Linked DNA regions of Homo sapiens: all the other regions are linked to region 2. The links are chromatin loops, found by intact Hi-C in ENCODE. Cell type or tissue: PC-9. All regions are shown on one strand. Links, peaks and the distances in the headings refer to the core of each region. The heading gives the core; the rest is flanking DNA.

What was found. Peaks named below come from ENCODE experiments on the same cell type or tissue, not always from the same donor. Only the 100,000 strongest peaks of a DNase experiment are listed, where the experiment ranks them.
Region 1: a loop joins it to region 2, with 7 times the contacts of the local background. A loop is called at or near these places in 4 of 110 quality-filtered maps.
Region 3: a loop joins it to region 2, with 8 times the contacts of the local background. A loop is called at or near these places in 2 of 110 quality-filtered maps.

Annotation. Positions count from the first base shown.
Region 1 is chr20:50,759,172-50,764,901 of GRCh38, forward strand. No RefSeq gene overlaps it. Among named protein-coding and RNA genes, the nearest start is that of PARD6B, 30 kb to the left of the region's middle. In PC-9, for the core only: no CTCF peak of the experiment used is centred there; DNase peaks (open chromatin) are centred at 2,590, 3,460, 3,810 and 5,150; H3K4me3 peaks cover 1,508 bases; H3K27ac peaks cover 5,000 bases.
Region 2 is chr20:50,675,289-50,681,018 of GRCh38, forward strand. The region is part of intron 1 of RIPOR3 (RIPOR family member 3); the gene reads right to left. Among named protein-coding and RNA genes, the nearest start is that of RIPOR3, 13 kb to the right of the region's middle. In PC-9, for the core only: no CTCF peak of the experiment used is centred there; DNase peaks (open chromatin) are centred at 873, 3,223, 4,663, 5,353 and 1 weaker place; H3K4me3 peaks cover 1,013 bases; H3K27ac peaks cover 4,888 bases.
Region 3 is chr20:50,622,881-50,628,610 of GRCh38, forward strand. The region is part of intron 2 of RIPOR3 (RIPOR family member 3); the gene reads right to left. Among named protein-coding and RNA genes, the nearest start is that of MIR1302-5, 11 kb to the left of the region's middle. RefSeq lists an enhancer at 2,124-3,085. In PC-9, for the core only: CTCF peaks have their summits at 3,386 (motif pointing right) and 3,591; a DNase peak (open chromatin) is centred at 1,821; H3K27ac peaks cover 1,046 bases.

The DNA.
Region 1 (5,730 bases), core at 184-5,183, 84 kb after region 2:
GCCTGTCTTCCCCCATGGTGACAGCCAAAGCCCAGAGACCACCCTCACTGACCCTGTCTCAGTCATGTGCCCATCCCTAACCCAATCCCTATAACTCCTAATTGTCCTAGTCTGGGTCATGGGCCCAATTCTGGACCTATTGAGGGAGGGATGGTCCCCTAAAGAAAAATCAGGGATCAGCCAGGTGCAGTGGCTCACGCTTATAATCCCGGCACTTTGGGAGGCTGAGGCAGGTGGATCACCTGAGGTCAGGGGTTTGAGACCAGCCTGGCCAATATGGTGAAATCCTGTCTCTACTAAAAATACAAAAATTAGTCAGGCATGGTGGCGGACGCCTGTAATCCGAACTACTTGGGATGCTGAGGGAGGAGAATCGTTTGAACCCGGGAGGCAGAGTTTGCAGTGAGCCGAGATTGCAGCACTGCCCTACAGCCTGGGCAACAAGAGCAAAACTCCATCTCAAAAAAAAAAAAAAAAAAAAATCAGGGATCAGGGTTCTGTTACCACAAGAAAGAGGAAGAACTACAGGGGAGGGAACACAGTGGGTATCACTTGCAGCTTTTTTTCTTTTTTCTTCGCTCTGTTACCAGGCTGAAGTATAGTGGTGCAATCATAACTCACTGCAGCCTCAAACTCCTGGGCTCAAGCAATCCTCCCACCTCAGCCTCCTGAGTATCTGGGACTATGGATGCGTGCCGCCACACTCAGCTAATATTTTTCGGAGAGACAGGGTCTCACTATGTTGCCTGGGCTAGTCTCGAACTCCTGGCCTCAAGCAATGCTCCTGCTGCCTTGTAGATTTAGAGTATTTGGGAACACATTTTTTATAAAATGTCCTGCACAAAGTAAATTGGGGACAGAGAGCAGTGCTCTATCAAAGGAAAATGGTGGAAATTAAATACAGAGACCAGTGGCAGTGTTCTACCTTTAAAGGAAAAACTTAAAACTCCTGACAGCGACTATACTAGGACTTCTGTTTTCAAGTGTTATTGCTTATTTTGATTCTATTTTAAATACATCTGCTGAGATGGGCAGATCACTTGAGCCCAGGAGTTTGAGCAACATAGCAAGACCTCATCTCTACAAAAAATTTCTTAAATTAGCCAGGCATGGTGGTGCACACCTGTAGTCCCAGCTACTCAGGAGGCTGACTGAGACAGGAGGATTGCTTGAGCCTTGGAGTTTGAGGCTGCAGTGAGCTATGATCATGCCACTGCAATCCAGCCTGGGCCAGAGCAAGATTTGTCTCTAAAAAACAGAAAAGAAAAGAAAAGAAAAAAATATATATATATGAAATAAATCTGACATAAATTGAATATATAAAGAATATATAAATGCAATATAAACTTCAATCTGAAATGGCAGTTTCAAATCCTATTACTTTCAAAGTATAGAAATGATAGGACCATGGGTCTCAGAGAGGAGGTTGCAAATTCAAATGCCCAAAGGGCCAGAGTGGGGCAGGGCAGGTGGGGCTGGTAAACAGGAGATGCCCGCCCCCAGCAAGGCAGGGGCCACCACATTCGATGGTTGTCATTTGGGTATGTGTGGGCCCAGTGTTGTCAGCTCTTATAACTTTTTTTTTTTTTTTTTTGAGACTGAGTTTTGCTCTTGTTGCCCAGGCTGGAGTGCAATGGCACAATCTTGGCTCACCGCAACCTCTGCCTCCCAGCTTCAAGCGATTCTCCTGCCTCAGCCTCCCAAGTAGCTGGGATTACAGGCATCTGCAACCATGCCCGGCTAATTTTTTGTATTTTTAGTAGAGATGGAATTTCACCATGTTGGCCAGGCTGGTCTTGAACTCCTGACCTGAGGTGATCCACCTGCCTCAGCCTACCAAAGTGCTGGGATTACAGGCGTGAGCCACCACGCCCGGCCCTGCTTATCCAGATTTTCATAAGAAATGTCCTTTTTTTTTTTTTTTTTTTTTTTTGAGACGGAGTCTCGTTCTTCTGCCCTGGCTGGAGTGCAGTGGCAAGATCTTGGGCTCACTGCAACCTCTGCCTCCTGGGTTCAAGCACTTCTCCTGCCTCAGCCTCCCGAGTAGCTGGGACTACAGGCACGTGCCACCACGCCCAGCTAATTTTTGTATTTTTAGTAGAGACGGGCTTTCACCATGTTGGCCAGGATGGTCTCAATCTCTTGATCTCGTGATCCGTCCACCTCGGCCTCCCAAAGTGCTGGGATTACAGGCATGAGCCACCGCTCCTGGCCGAGAATCCCCCTTCCTAAATTGGTAAAATCTGATTCATCAGAATTGCAATTTTGATCAAAGCCAGTAACTCCTCACACAAATCCTTCTATGTGTGCAGAAAGTGAGCGTCTGAAAACTCCAGGCGGAGTTTTTGCGCTAGGTTATCTACCAGAAGAAAGGACAAGAAAGGCTAGAATTTGACTAATGGTTCCACCCCCCAGATTGTATCAGCACAGCATTCCTCTTTCACTCAGTCTCTTAGCAATGCTTGCAACTACAAGGAAACAGCATTCATACCATTGTTTCTAAGACCTGAAGCAGGTTACATTCAAACCCAGCACTGTTCTTATAGAACATAAGAGTTTTGTTCCCAGGCTGCTTCTCTGCCAGCATGTGATACCCTTCAATAAATGGTAGGTAAGTTGCATATCAGGTTTTCTCCTGCATTCCCAGAGGGCTTCAGCTGCTGTCTCAGGTATGAACCCAAAATGACTCAGGCAAAAATGTGTATGCTTAGTGACTCAGAAACTAAATCATTAACTTGGTAAGTACATGCACGGGTAAGGAGGAATTCAAGGAGAGACTTAGAACATAGGCCTTCCAGTAATGCCACTGATGATGACTGCCTGAGTACAGCAACGCTGAACGGTGTCACTTCTCAGGTGGACCAGTGACGAACCCTAGAATCACCAAGAATCTCAAATCAGTCATTCTCAGGAGCAACAATCCACATAGGGTAATTTACAAAGAATGCTGATTTCAATTGTTTGAATCCTTACCTGGTGAAACAAGAAAATGTGGAAAAAGCTCCTTGACTTTAAAAATACACACCCACACACTTTTTTTTTTTTAAAGGGACAAGGGCTTGCCGTCTCCCACACAGGCTCGTGGGCGGTGGTGCGATCATGGCTCACTGCAACCTCGAACTCAAGGATTCTGGCAATCCTCCCACCTCAGCTTCCCAAGTAGCTGGGACTACAGGCATGAGCCATCACACCCGGCTAATTTTCTTTTTTTCTTTTCTTCCCCTCACCCCAATTTTTTTTTTTTTTTTTTTGAGATAAGGTCCTGCTCTGTCGCCCAGGCTGGAGTGCAGTGGTGTGATTATGGCTCACTGCAGCCTCAAACTCCTGAGTCCAAGTGACCTCACACCTTAGCCTCCTGAGTAGCTGGGACTACAGGTATGTGTCACCACGCCTGGCTAATTTTTGTATTTTTTGTAAAGGTGAGGTTTCACTATGTTGCCCAGTCTGGTCTCAAACTCCTGGGCTCAAGCAATCTGCCTGGCTCAGCCTCCCAAAAGTGCTGGGATTACAGGCGTGAGTCACTGTGCCTGGCCTCCACATGACTTTCTACTAGTTGATTTTAAACTGGGCATATGCATTTACACACACACACACACACACACACACACACCTGATCTGCCTAGATGTGAAATTAAACTTCTAGAGCACACGCATATACACAACGCCAGACAATATGGGAACAGTGATTACAAACAAATCCCACTAGAAAATGACAAACTGTAATAATTTTTCAGTCCCCTTTTGAAGGCAAGAGGTTTATAAACCTCTGCAATTCAATTGCAACACATCAGGGTTCTTCTGGTGAGCTGGCCTCAGTGTCCTTCCTCCACCCCCAGGGTGCCTTGGCTCATGTTCACAGGGCCCATGCCCAGTAGGGCTGGCATGTGTTTCCAACAGCCGAGCAGACAGGGCCAGCAGAGAGGGAGAAAATAAACGGTAAAGGGAGACGCGCCAGGAGAGCAGGCAGAATGGCCGGGAAGCTGGCCAAACGGGAGAGGCTGAATGGGCGACATCAGCCCTTGACCAGGCCTCAGCTATCCCAGCTGTCCTTCACCACTCACTGTGTGGATACCAGGAGGATACAAGCCCCCTTTGCCTGGGCGTCACCAAGAATCCATAAACCACGCAGTTTATTTTTATTTTTATTTAATTTTATTTTTTTAGATAGTCTCACTCTGTCGCCCAGGCTGGAGTGCACTGGCGTGACCTTGGCTCATTGCAGCGTCCACCTCCTGGGCTCAAGTGATTCTCGCGCCTCAGTCTCCCAAGTAGCTGGGATTACAGGCACCTGCCACCACACCCGGCTAATTTTTGTATTTTTAGTAGAGATGGGGTTTCACCATGTTGGCCAGGCTGGTCTCAAACTCCTGTGCTCAAGCAATCCACTCACCTCAGCCTCCCAAAGTGCTGGAATTAGAGGCGTGAGCCACTGTGCCTGGCCTATTTTTATTTTTTGAAATAGTCTTGCTTTGTCACCCAGGCTGGGTGCAGCACAAATAACACGGCTCATTGCAGCCTCGACCTCCTGCGCTCAAGCGATCTTTCCTCCTCAGCCTACTGAGTAGCCGTGTGCCACAGGCATGTGCCACCCTGCCTGGCTAATTTTTTTTTTTTTTTTTGGAGATGGAGTCTTACTCTGTTGCCCAGGCTGGAATGCAGTGGCACTATCTCAGATCACTGCAACCTCCGCCTCTTAGGTTCAAGCAATTCTCTGTCTCAGCCTCCCGAGTAACTGGGATTACAGGCGCATGCCACCACGCCTGACTAATTTTTGTATTTTTAGTAGAGACGGGGTTTCGTCTTGTTGGTCAGGCTGGTTTTGAACTCCTGACCTCAGGTGATCCACCAGCCTTGGCCTCCCAAAGTGCTGGGATTACAGGTATGAGTCACCGTGCCCGGCCGCCTGGTTAATTTTTAAATTTTTTGTAGAGACCAGGTCTCACCATGTTGCCTATGCTGGTCTTGAACTCCTGCGCTCAAGCTTCCCAAAAGGCTAGGATTACAGGCTTAAGCCACGGTGCCTGCCCATGTGGTTTTTAGACCAGCAGGTTCTGTAGAGCAAAATGTTCATGATTTTGAAGGATGACAAACCTGACAGAGGAGGCAACGCCACCTTGACATTCCTCAGTCGTAGTGCCACAGTGGTCTCGTATTTCAAACCTGGTTAGAGTTTGTCCTCTTCAGGAGAGTTTGTGTGGCTGTTTTGCAGTGGAGGAGAGATGACAAAGCTGATAATGCTTATGGTGTGGGTATTTTCTTTTTCTTTCCTTATTTGCTTTGTGAAGACAAATAATGGTTAAGGATAGATAAAATTAACCGGGTGTGGTGGTGCATGCCTGTAATCCTAGCTACTCAAGAGGCTGAGGCAGGAGAATCGCTAGAACCTGGGAGGCGGAGGTTGCAGTGAGCCGAGATCGCGCCATTGCACTCCAGCCTGGGTGACAGAGCGAGACTCAGTCTCAAAAAAAAGGATGGATAAAATATTTAACAGTGGTCATACATAATTCATTCCTGAGTCGACACCCATTTCCAGGCCAGCAGTTCGCTCTCAATTAGGGGTTCTCAGAACACGGAACCACCGTGTCTCCTTGGTAGACTGCCATTGTGCTTATTTTTACTCTTTTCTTCCTAAGGCTAATTGTTTTTACCTTTTCCTTGTTGAGTACTCATTCCTAGATGTTTTTATCAAAGGCAACAAAAATAAAAATTATAGGCAGGACTTTTTTTGTT
Region 2 (5,730 bases), core at 441-5,440:
CACCTAGTTGGAGGTGCTTCATTACAGCAGTCCTAGGAAGCTAATACAGGTGGTTACCATGCACTAGGTTCTCTGCATTATAAATGCATCATATGTGTGAATTCACCTAAATCCTCACAACAACTGTAAGAGGTTACTATACCATGTTACAGAGAGAGTGATCAAGACTCAGAGAAGTTAAGGGACTCATAGCTGGATCTAGATTTGAATTTGGTCTATCTGGTCTAAAGCCCACTTTTAAGGACCAACTGTGTATGCCAAGTGCTAGAGCCACTTCCTTGCTCAGTCCTCACCGACCACACTGTGCTATCTTTATTCACATTTTGCAGTTGAGGAAACAGGTTCAGGCAGGTCTGTCCAAGGCCACCCTATTTAGGGTCTGACAAAGCCAGGTTCATCTGACTCCAATGCCAACGCCCATGCTGTTGACCAGACCATCCCTGCCAACTTCCCAATATGAATGCTTTGAGTGGCTCTCGGCCCCCGGGCTGTGGAACACCAGCACACCAGTGCCTGGAGGGCAGCAGCTGTCCAGCAAATGTCTGCTCATTCATTTGTTCACGCATTCAGGGCAAGTCGAACGGCAGACGGGGCAGGAGATCCAGGGCCAGCATCGATGGTGCAGGGAGCCCTCTGGCCCCTTAAATATCCTCAGACAATCCCAGAAATCATTCCTGGGTCTACCTTATGTGGGTTTTCTAGAATAGCTACTGCTGAACTGTAGGGTAGTGAGGGAGAGACACAAATACAGGCAAAACCACACAACAGCGAAGATTCCATAAGGGCAGGAGTGTTTTTCCACCAGGAAACAAGAACCAGTTCATCTGAGTTCCTTCGCCTTTTGTCCCAAGACACAAAAATGTCAAAAATGTGCAAGGGCTCTGGCCACAGATGGATACTGTGTCTCACCCCGACGGGCTGCTTCCTGCATGGGGCTGAAGGTCAGGGTGAAGGTTGCTGCCCTGAGAGTCAGGGGAAGTTGGTCTGCCTCCTGCTGTGTCACGTACTTGCCATGGTGTGTGGGATGAGGCCCATCATCTCCCAGAATTAAGCTGTAGCTGACTATAAAACCACAGGTGAGGGCTGGGTGTGGGGGCTCATGCCTGTAATCCCAGAATTTTGGGATGCTAAGGCAGGAGGTTCGCTGGAGCCCAAGAGTTCAAGACCATCCTGGGCAACATAGAGAGACCCCGTCTCTACTAAAAATACAAAAATTAGCCAGACATGGTGGTGCATGCCTGTGGTCCCAGCTACTCTGGAGGCTGAGGTAGGAGGATCACTTGAGCCCAGGAGGTCAAGGCTGCAGTGAGCCGTGATCATGCCACTGTACTCCAGCTGGGGCCACAGAGCAATACTCAGTCTCAAAACAAAATAAAAAAACCCACAGGTGAGGTCACATCAGGCTTTTCCCCTTTATTCTCCCTAAGGGCTCCACAACATCAGAAATGGGTTTCTCTATCAGTGCATCCTCCAGATTCTACTTTTTTTTTTTTTTTTTTTTTAGTAGAGGTCTTGCTTATACCCAGGCTGGTTTCAAACTCCTGGGCTCAAGCAATCCTCCTGCCTCATTCTCCCAAAGTGCTAGGATTACAGGTGTGAGCCACCCACACCCAGCCCAGATACTGGGCCCTGTCCGTCAATCCATTTGCAGTCACCAAGCACCAGCTGCGTGCACCGCATTGTGCCAATGTCTGGAAGGATGCTCACAACTATCAACACAGATAACTAATAATATCAACAATACCACAGTGTAAATGCAAAGCAATATGTGCCTGGTCTCATTTAATTCTCACATCAAACCCTTGGGATACATATCATTAGCACCCTCATTTGCTAGAGAAAACTCAGTTCTGAGGGTGGATGATTTGCCAAGGCCCTGGGAATTCGGACTAACTCCCTTCATAGGTGGCTGCAAGTGCCTGTGGCCCAGACATTCCCATAGATAGGTCATTTTCTCACACCAGCTTATATTTCTTGTGCCAGACACAGGGTCCAAACCCATTTGCATTACGTCTCTGAGACTTCACAAGACCTTCCTGTGAATTTGTTACCATTATTATTATTATTTTCTTGTTTTACTTTTTTTTTTTTTTTTTTTTTTAGACCGAGTTCTGCTCTTGTTGCCCAGGCCTGGGTGCAGTGGCGCAATCTCGGCTCAATGCAACCTCCACCTCCCGGGTTCGAGCGATTCTTCTGCCTCAGCCTCCTGAGTAGCTGGGATGACAGACACACACCACCACACCTGGCTAATTTTTGTATTTTTAGTAAAAATGGGTTTTCACCATGTTGGTTAGGCTGGTCTCAAACGCCTGACCTCAGGTGATCCACCTGCCTCGGCCTCCCAAAGTGCTGGGATTACAGGCGTGAGCCACCGCGCCTGGCCTTTTTTTTTTTTTTTTGAGACAAGATCTCACTCTGTCACCCAGGCTGGAGTGCAGTGGGGCGATCTCAGCTCACTGCAACCTCTGCCTCCCTGGTTCAAGTGATTCTCCTGCCTCAGCCTCTCAAGTACCTGGAATTACAGGCACGTGCCACCACGCCCAGCTAATTTTTGTATTTTTAGTAGAGACGGGGTTTCACCATGTTGGCCAGGCTTGTCTTGAACTCCTAACCTCAACTGATGCACCTGTCCCGACCTCCCAAAGTGCTGGGATTATAGGCATGAGCCACCGCGCCTGGCCTTATTATTCGTCTTCTTAGTCTGCTTTCAGATGAGGACACGGAGCCACAGGAGTTACAAGGGTGGAGGTGCTGGGAAGTCAGGACCAAAATCAGCCTCCTGACTCCCCATCTCATTTTCTCAATCATCATGGGTTTTGCCCCCCAAGAAGAGAACCAGCCACCATGGGTGCTAAACCGGTGGCTGATATAGCAAAGTGTGTTGGAGCAGAGATCCCAGCGGGCTTCCTAGAGGAAGATCACAAAAAATGGGCAGAGCCCACAAGGCACAGTACAGGTTTCCTCTCTCCAGTCCACATAAGGGCATTCACCAGGAACCTGGGGGCTGGGTGGCCTTGGCCCAACCCTCTGAAACTCACCCTGTGGCTCCTCACTCACCAGATGGACACAGCAGGAATCTGTCCCACCTGGCTCAGGGAGGGCCTACCCCCACCTCCCACCCCACCCCACAGGCCTGTTTGCATGCCAGGCCAGAGTTGGCCACATGCCCACATATCTCTCCTCGTTCTGCAGGCTCCGGGAAGGAAAGTCCAAGGCCAAGGTTATCATGGGGTTCACATACCTTAAGGGGTGGGTGGAGGGGTTGGCTCACAAGCTACAGGTTATTCAATGCAGTGCTATTCGTGATCACAAAAGATCGGAACTGATCTCACGTCCATCATCAGGGGACTGGACTAAGATATTTTGGCACAACCACATACGACTCAAGTGTCAAGGGAGGAAGAGTGGGGGAGTCTTGAATAAATAACAAAAGCTGGCGTTGACACAGGACTTTGCACATGGTGGAGGCTCCTTGCAAGTGCTTTGCATGTTATTAACTCATTCAATCCTTACATCACCCCAGGAGGAGGAACCATTATTATCTGTTTAAAATGCCTGTAATCCCAGCACTTTGGGAGGCCCAGGTGGGAGGATCACTTGAGTTCAGGAGTTCAAGACCAGCCTGGGCAACAAAGTGAGACTTCATCTCTACAAAAAATTCAAAAAATTAGCCAAGCCTGGTGATCCACACCTGTAGTACTAGCTATTCAGGAAGCCAAGGTGGGAGGATTGCTTGAGCCCAGGAATTCGAGGCTGCAGTGAGCCAGGATTGCACCACTACACTCCAGCCTGGGTGACAAAGCAAGATCCTGTCTCAAAAAAAAAAAAAAAAAAAAAAAAAAAAAAAATATATATATATATACACACACACACACACAGAGAGAGAGAGATACACATATAATATTTTAAAATATATATACCTCAAAAAATATATATATAATATTTAAAAATATATAAAATGAGGGTGCCACTTGGTTGAGTTTATGGTTAAAAAAAAGAATAAAATTTAAAAAAGAGGCACCAAGAAGTGAAGTTTCTTGCCCCAGGTTCATGGCCAACAAACAGTGGACTGGGCCGGGCACGGTGGCTCACACCTGTAATCCCAGCAATTTGGGAGGCTGAGGTGGGAGGATCGCTTGAGTTCAGGAGTTCGAGACCAGCCTGGGCAACATGGCAAGATCCCATCTCCACTGGTGCAGTGGCTCACGCCTGTAATCCCAGCACTTTGGGAGGCTGAGGTGGGCAGATCACAAGGTCAGGAGATCGAGACCATTCTGGCAAACATGGTGAAACCCTGTCTCTACTAAAAATACAAAAAAAAAAAAAAAAAATTAGCCGGGCGTGGTGGCGCTCACCTGTAGTCCTAGCTACTCGGGAGGCTGAGGCAGGAGAATCACTTGAACCTGGGAGGCAGAGGTTGCAGTGAGCCGAGATCGCGCCACTGCACTCGGGCCTGGGCAATAGAGTGAGACTCTGTCTCAAAAAAAAAAAAACCGTCTCTACTAAAAAACTGCAAAAATTAGCCAGGCATGGCGGCATACACCTGTAGTCCCAGCTACCCAGGAGGCTGAAGTGGGAGGATCACCCGAGCTCAGGAGGTTGAGGCTGCAGTGAGCCAAGATCACACCACTGCGCTCCAGCCTGGCAACCAGAGTAAGATCCTGTCTCAAAACAAACAGACAAACAAACAGTAGACCTGGAATTTGGTGCAAGCAGCAGGGCCAGATCCATGCTTGGTCCTCTCCTCCCAGCATCTCTGTTTTGTCCTGGGTCCCTCTGCCAGGAGCTCCCTGGAACCCGGGAAGGAAGAGAAGCATGCAGACAAGCGTCAGCACCCCCACCCTCCGCTGGCCTTGGGGAGCAGGTGTCATTAGACGAGGCTCAACTGAAGCCTGCATCTGAAACAGATTCTCATAACTCAGGCGCTGTGGTAGCCAACTTCTCTCTACAGTCAATTACGGCCAGCGGGGCCCACTGATTATTTTTATAGCCTTTCCTGGAGTCATGACAAGGAAAACTAAATGATCCACAGGACCCCTTTCATCACTAACAGCCGGGTTTCACGGTTGGGGGTGGAGGAAGGAAAGAAAAATCACTTTTTTCCCCACTTTGAGTTAATCAACAGAACTCAAGTCTGGGCAGCCAATATGTTGGTGTTGAGAAAAGCTGTTCTCAAGCAGAACTAATTGGCAACAGAAATGGAATTTTCTTCCCCACCTCCCTAAAAAACATAAACATGCTTTATCCCAGAGAATTACCCTTCAGAATAGGTATTGCAGACGTGTCGTGTGCAGCCGCCTGTGCGAGGCTGGTAATCTCACGCCGACCTGGCCAAAGGCTGCCTGTGCTGGTTACAGCTCAACCAGAGCAGCCTCTTACGCAATACAATGGTCATGAAGGTCAGTGGCCCAAACCAGCCCAGCCAGACCAGAGTGGACACTTGCTTTCCTGATGCCCAGCACCTATCTCCTGCTCCTACGAACAGCCTTTGGCTTTTGTTGGGTCGGGGGGTGGGAGGGCACCCTGATTTGCAGGTACAAGTGTGAGTGGCATTGATACCCCCTCAACTCCAGAGATGAGCTCTGACAGGCGTAAGCCAAAGAACATATTCCGGGGAAATTTCAAGAAGGGGCATATGACCTAACAAGAAACAATAGCTGGCACAGTGGCTCACACCTTAATCCCAGGACTTTGGGGGGCTAAGGCGGGTGAATCTATTTCAGCTCAGGA
Region 3 (5,730 bases), core at 520-5,519, 52 kb before region 2:
TGTGGCACAAAGGAGACCTTTTACATGCAAGCTGTTGTTAGAATCATCACATCCTATCTGTATCTTTCCCCTGGCTCACAGCTTAGAAAACATTAGGTGCAGGCCAGGCACTGTGGCTCACACCTATAATCCCAGCACTTCGGGAGGCCAAGGTGGGTGGATCAACTGAGGTCAGGAGTTCAAGACCAGCCTGACCAACCTGGTGAAACCCCGTCTCTACTAAACAAAAAATTAGCCAGGCGTGGTGGTGGACACCTGTAATCCCAGCTACTCGGGAGGCTGAGGCAGGAGAATCACTTGAACCGGGAGGCAGAGGTTGCAGTGAGCCGAGATCATGCCACTTCACTCCAGCCTGGGCAGCAAGAGCAAAACTCTGCCTTAAAAAAAAAAAAAAAAAAAGAAAAAAAAGAAAATATTAGGAGTTTGGTAAATATTAAGCTCAGCTGAACGGGGGAAAATACAGTATCCCAAGGGGATTAGAGAACAGAGAACCTGGCCCCTGCAGGCAGAGCGGGATAGCGAGTGCACCCCTGGGTGTTCCCAGCTGGAGACAGAGGGAGCAAAGGTGGAGAATGGGACCTGGTATGCTCTGGGAGTGGATGCAAGGAGCAAGGTTTGACCCAGGCAGAAGTGGGAGTCTGCAGAGGGGCCTGGACCTGGGGCCTCTCTAGTTTTGGGGACCCAGGATGTGTGAGAGGAGGAGAAGGGCAGCTCCCAGAGAAAGTCCAGCTTCCAACACCTTTACAATGACAAGTAATGTCTCTGTAGAGCAGAGAAACTAAGCTCAGGCCAGGGCTAGTGGGCTGCTGAACAGCTGACACCACAAGCCCAAGGGCCTCAGGAGCCTGGTGAGAACACGTGAGCCTAAGTAACTGGGGGCACCTGCTGCCGCCAGGAGCTCGCTAAGGGCTTTATAGAAATATCTCGACTTTCACAACCACCCTAGGAGACAGGTATTATTCTTATTATTATTTTGAGATGAAATTTCGCTCTGTCGACAGGCTGGAGTGCAGTGGCACGATCTCTGCTCACTGCAACCTCCGCCTCCCAGGTTCAAGCGATTCTCCTGCCTCAGCCTACCCAGTAGCTGGGATTACAGGCATCTGCTACCACGTCCAGTAATTTTTGTTTTTTTTAGTAGAGACAGGGCTTCACCTTGTTGGCCAGGCTGGTCTTGAACTCCTGACCTCAGGTGATCTGCCCGCCTTGGCCTCCCAAAGTACTGGGATTGCAGGCATGAGCCACTGCACCCAGCCATTTGTATATATTTAATGTTAAGTGATGCTTTCCAAAGCCCACAGGGGCTGTGCTCCCTCTTCCCCTTGCCCTCCCTGAGGCCCCATCACCCACCTCTTGAACCGGGCCCTCCGCAAGTTTGCCATCTTGAGGCTGGCAGAGACGGTCAGGGCTGCAGACTCGGGAAAAGGCAGGTTTCTGAGAGGTTAGGGACCCCGGCAGGTGGGCAGCAGGCAGTGGGGCAGGAGCTCGCTCACTCCCAGCTCCTGCCTCCAGCCCCCAACAGGTGTGCACCGTTGGCCCAGCCCCGCTTCCATCCACCTGGGGACCTTATACCCTCGCTGCTGCAGCCACACCTGGATGCACCTGCTCCCGGGAAAGCTCTGAGCCTAGTGCTCCTTGTGTGAGGTTTAACAGGACAGGCTCAGTGGCCACTCTGAGAGCCCGCCCACCCGGGGAAGGTGATGCACATGCAGCCTCCAGATGGCCAAATCAGGCAGCATGTCTGGCCCAGGTGTCACAGAAGCCGGGGCAGGAAGAGCCTCTGGGGCCGGATGTTTCACCAGGTCTGGGAGGACTCAGTAAATATTAAACAGCCCCTGGCATGCCAGACAAGCTTCCAGACGGGCACGTGCAACCTGCCGGCCCCAGCCCTCACGTGAGGTTGCTACAGCAGTCCTTCTGCCTGGTGTGGTTGGCAGAGGCCTTGGTACTCGGCTGTTGCAAGTGCAGGCTCTGGAGGCAGACAGGGCCGGGCTCAAGTCCTGCACCTGCCCCCAGCCTCCAGGCGGGACAATTATAGGACTGACTGCACAGGCTTCAGGTGAAGACTCCATGCAACAAGGACGTGAGCCAACCATTTACCCAGGTGCCTGGCGGTGCTGGCCACTGGGTGATGATGACAGGCATGCACTCGGCACTTGCCAAGCTCAAATTCTGCTCTCAGTGCTTTTGTTTTTTTTTTTTTTAATTGAGACAAGGTCTTGCTCTGTCTCCCAGGCTGGAATGCAGTAGCGTGATCTCAGCTCACTGTAGCCTCCGCCTCCTGGGCTCAAGTGATCCTCCCACCTCAGCCTCCTGAGTAGCTGGGACCACAGGAGTGCACAATTACACTCGGCTAATTTTTTGTAGTTTTGGTGGAGACAGGGTTTCACCATGTTGCCCAGGCTGGTCTTGAATTCCTGAGCTCAAGTGATCCGCCTGCCTTGGCCTCCCAAAGTGCTGGGATTGCAGGCGTGAGCCACCACGCCCGCCTGGCCTGCTCTTGGTGCTTTACATGTATGGACTCATTTCTCCTGACACAGTCTTTGAGGTCAGGCCCCCTGGTACCGTCCAGGAAACTGAACTTGCATCACTCGCCTCTGGCTCCAGAGTCTGTGTGCTTGACAGCTTCACAGGCAGGGCTGGATATGAGCCGCCTCTTTCTCCAGCCTCCTCTCCTTGAAACTTAATGGCTGCTATTTCGTTTTCACACCCACACTTCTTAGCCATCCCAACAGAGGAATTCCCAAGCTGAGGAGGATGTCCCAGTGGCTCCTGGCTCGGGGAGTACCTGCCTGACTGCCTGGGGGAGGGAGACCTGGCTGAGGAGGGGCAGGAAAGGGGGAAGGGCAACCATGCCTGTCAACTGGGGCAGAGTAGGACAGTATCGGGGCCTGGCCCTCTCCTCCTTCATCCTCACTGTTTATCCTCTCATCTCTCTATCCTCCCACCCCCCAGGTCCAGCTCTTGGGAAATGGCCTTATTATGTCAATCATTCACACCTTAGTATAAAATTTCCCCACCAGGTTACTTCCCCAAGTGAGCCATCTGACTGTGGAGTAAAAATCCCTGTCTATAGTGAAAGGGGTTTCAAGGTGCCAGAGTAGGGGTCAAGGTGGTGATGGGAAGAGAAGGGGCATCAGCCCACCCTCTCCATGCAGAGCCCTGCCCTCCTGCCAGGTTGTTTGCCTTGACAGTGCGGCTGCGCTTCGGCCTGCTCGGGTTACCAGGGAACAAGGCCAGAAGGTGGGGCCTGAAACCCAATCAGGCTCCAGCCCTGGCTCCAAGGGTTCAGACCCCAGGGAGCTCGACGGAGACAGGAAGTTAAAAATAGATGCACCGCTTCCCCGTCGGTGTGGGCAGCTTCTTCCTTGCCCTCACACAAGGGGGCGGCAGAGGCCAAGGCCAGGTGGGGGCTGCCCAGGGACCTCCGAACCAGCCCAGGCCCAGCATCCTCTGGCATCCTTGACAATCAGATGGGGGACAGGAGGGGTCTGAGATATTAGAGCCATCAGGGCTGTCTTTCCTAGACTAGGACTTGGACACTGTGGGACCCTTGCTGACGGCCAGCGAGCCCTGGTGTCAAGGGGATGGATCACCTCTGTCCTCCTTCCTCCCAAAGAGCTGATCCCAGGAATCCAGGAAGGGGCCAACGAGAGGCAGAGGCCTACCGTGGGGGCACTCTCTGGGCAGAGCTCCCCTCTAGGGCCTGAGGGGACATGTCCCATGGATGCAGGACATTCAGAGGCCCCCACAGGCCTGGCAGGAGGAGAGCTGCAGGCAGGGCCAGTTGTGAAATTTGTGGGGTCTAGTGCGAAATAAAAATGCAAGGCTCTTTATTCAAAATTTATCAAGAATTTTGGGCCAGGCGCGGTGGCTCACGTCTGTAATCCCAGCAGTTTGGGAGGCCGAGGTGGGTGGATCACCTGAAGTCAGGAGTTCCAGACCAGCCTGGCCAACATGGTGAAACCCTGTCTCTACTAAAAATTAGCTGGGCATGGTGGCACATGCCTGTGATCCCAGCTACTCGGGAGGCTGAGGCAGGAGAATCACTTGAACCCGGCAAGTGGAGGTTATGGTGAGCTGAGATTGTGCCATTGCACTCCAGCCTGGGCAACAAGAGCAAAAGTCCGTCTCAAGAAAAAAAAAAAAAAAAATAGCCAGTGTGGTGGCCCATGCCTGTAGTCCCAGCTACTCAGGAGGCTGAGGCAGAAGAATTGCTTGAACCTGGAAGGTGGAGCTTGCAGTGAGCCTAAATTGCACCACTGCACACCTGGGTGACAGAGCAAGACTCTGTCTCAAAACACACACAAAAAAATTGTATTAAGAATTTCTATTTGGTGCCAGGCACAGTGGCTCACACCTGTAATCCCAGCATTCTGGGAGGCCGAGGCAGGTGGATCACCTGAGGTCAGGAGTTCGAGACCAGCCTGACCAATATGGTGAAACCCTGTCTCTACTAAAAATACAAAAAAAAAAAAAAATTAACTGGCATGGTGAGGCACACCTGTAATCCCAGCTACTCAGGAGGCTGAGACAGGAGAATTGCTTGAACTCAGGAGGCGGAGGTTGCAGTGAGCCGAGAATATGCCACTGCACTCCAGCCTGGGCAACAGAGCGAGACTCTGTCTCAAAAGAAAAAAAAAAATACAAAAATTAGCCGGGCGTGGTGGCACGCTCCTGTAATCCCAGCTACTCAGGAGGCTGAGGCAGGAGAATCACTTGAACCTGGGAGGCGGAGGTTGCAGTGAGCCAAGATCGCGCCATTGCACTCCAGCCCGGGCGAGAGAGAGAAACTGTCTCAAAAAAAAAAAAATTTTGGGAGGCTGGGGTGGGAGGATCATTTGAACCAAGGAGGTCAATGCTGCAGTGAATCGAGATCGCACCACTGCACTACAACCTGGGCGACAGAATGACACCCACAAAAATTTCTAGAGCACAACAGCAGAGCGTTCAATCAAAGTACAGAGCACAGGCTACACGCTCATGAAGCCGCCCTTGGGTACAGGGTCTGCAGACCCTACCCCTCCTTCCAGACCACACAAGGGTCCCTACAGTGCTTCAGTGGACCAGCCCCACTCCAGGGCACACAGCTGGGAGAGGGTCACCTGGGCCGGATGGCCCCCTGGCCAGGTAACCCGCACAGCTGACCTTCCCAGCCTTGATTACAGACCCCTGCAAGAAAGTGGGGGACTCTGATAAAGCCCAGGAAGAGGCAGCTCAGAAATGGTTAAGTTGAGAAACAGCATCATTTCCTGGCCGGTTTATACTTAACCCCCTCTTTGCAGCACTTATGGAGTGCCTGCTGTGTGCCTTTCTCAGGCAGCACCCACTCTTTCTGTTCTCTGAGGCTTGGAGTTGGGGCACTGAGCACTAACTGCTCTGGAGCCTGGGTCAAATTCTTCTCGTCTTGGGGCATCAACTTAAACCCTTCCCAGGCTCCCCTCCACTGAGAATGTGTCTCAAGGCCTCACTGCAGCCCATGAGGCTCCGCAGGGTCCTCCTCCCTCCCTGACTGCTGTCACGCATGCCAGCCGCACACCTGCTTTCTGTCCCTTAAAGCTCATTCCCACCCAGGACATCTGCACTCGCAGCTGCCTCCCGCCGCCGAAGGCTTCCCGGCCCACCCCCATCTGCACACGCGCAGATCCACTTCTTCTGTCCCTTCCTGCCTCCACTCCCCATGCCCCTGTCTCGTCAGGCTCTCCCAGGAGACCATGGGTGCCCTCCCCC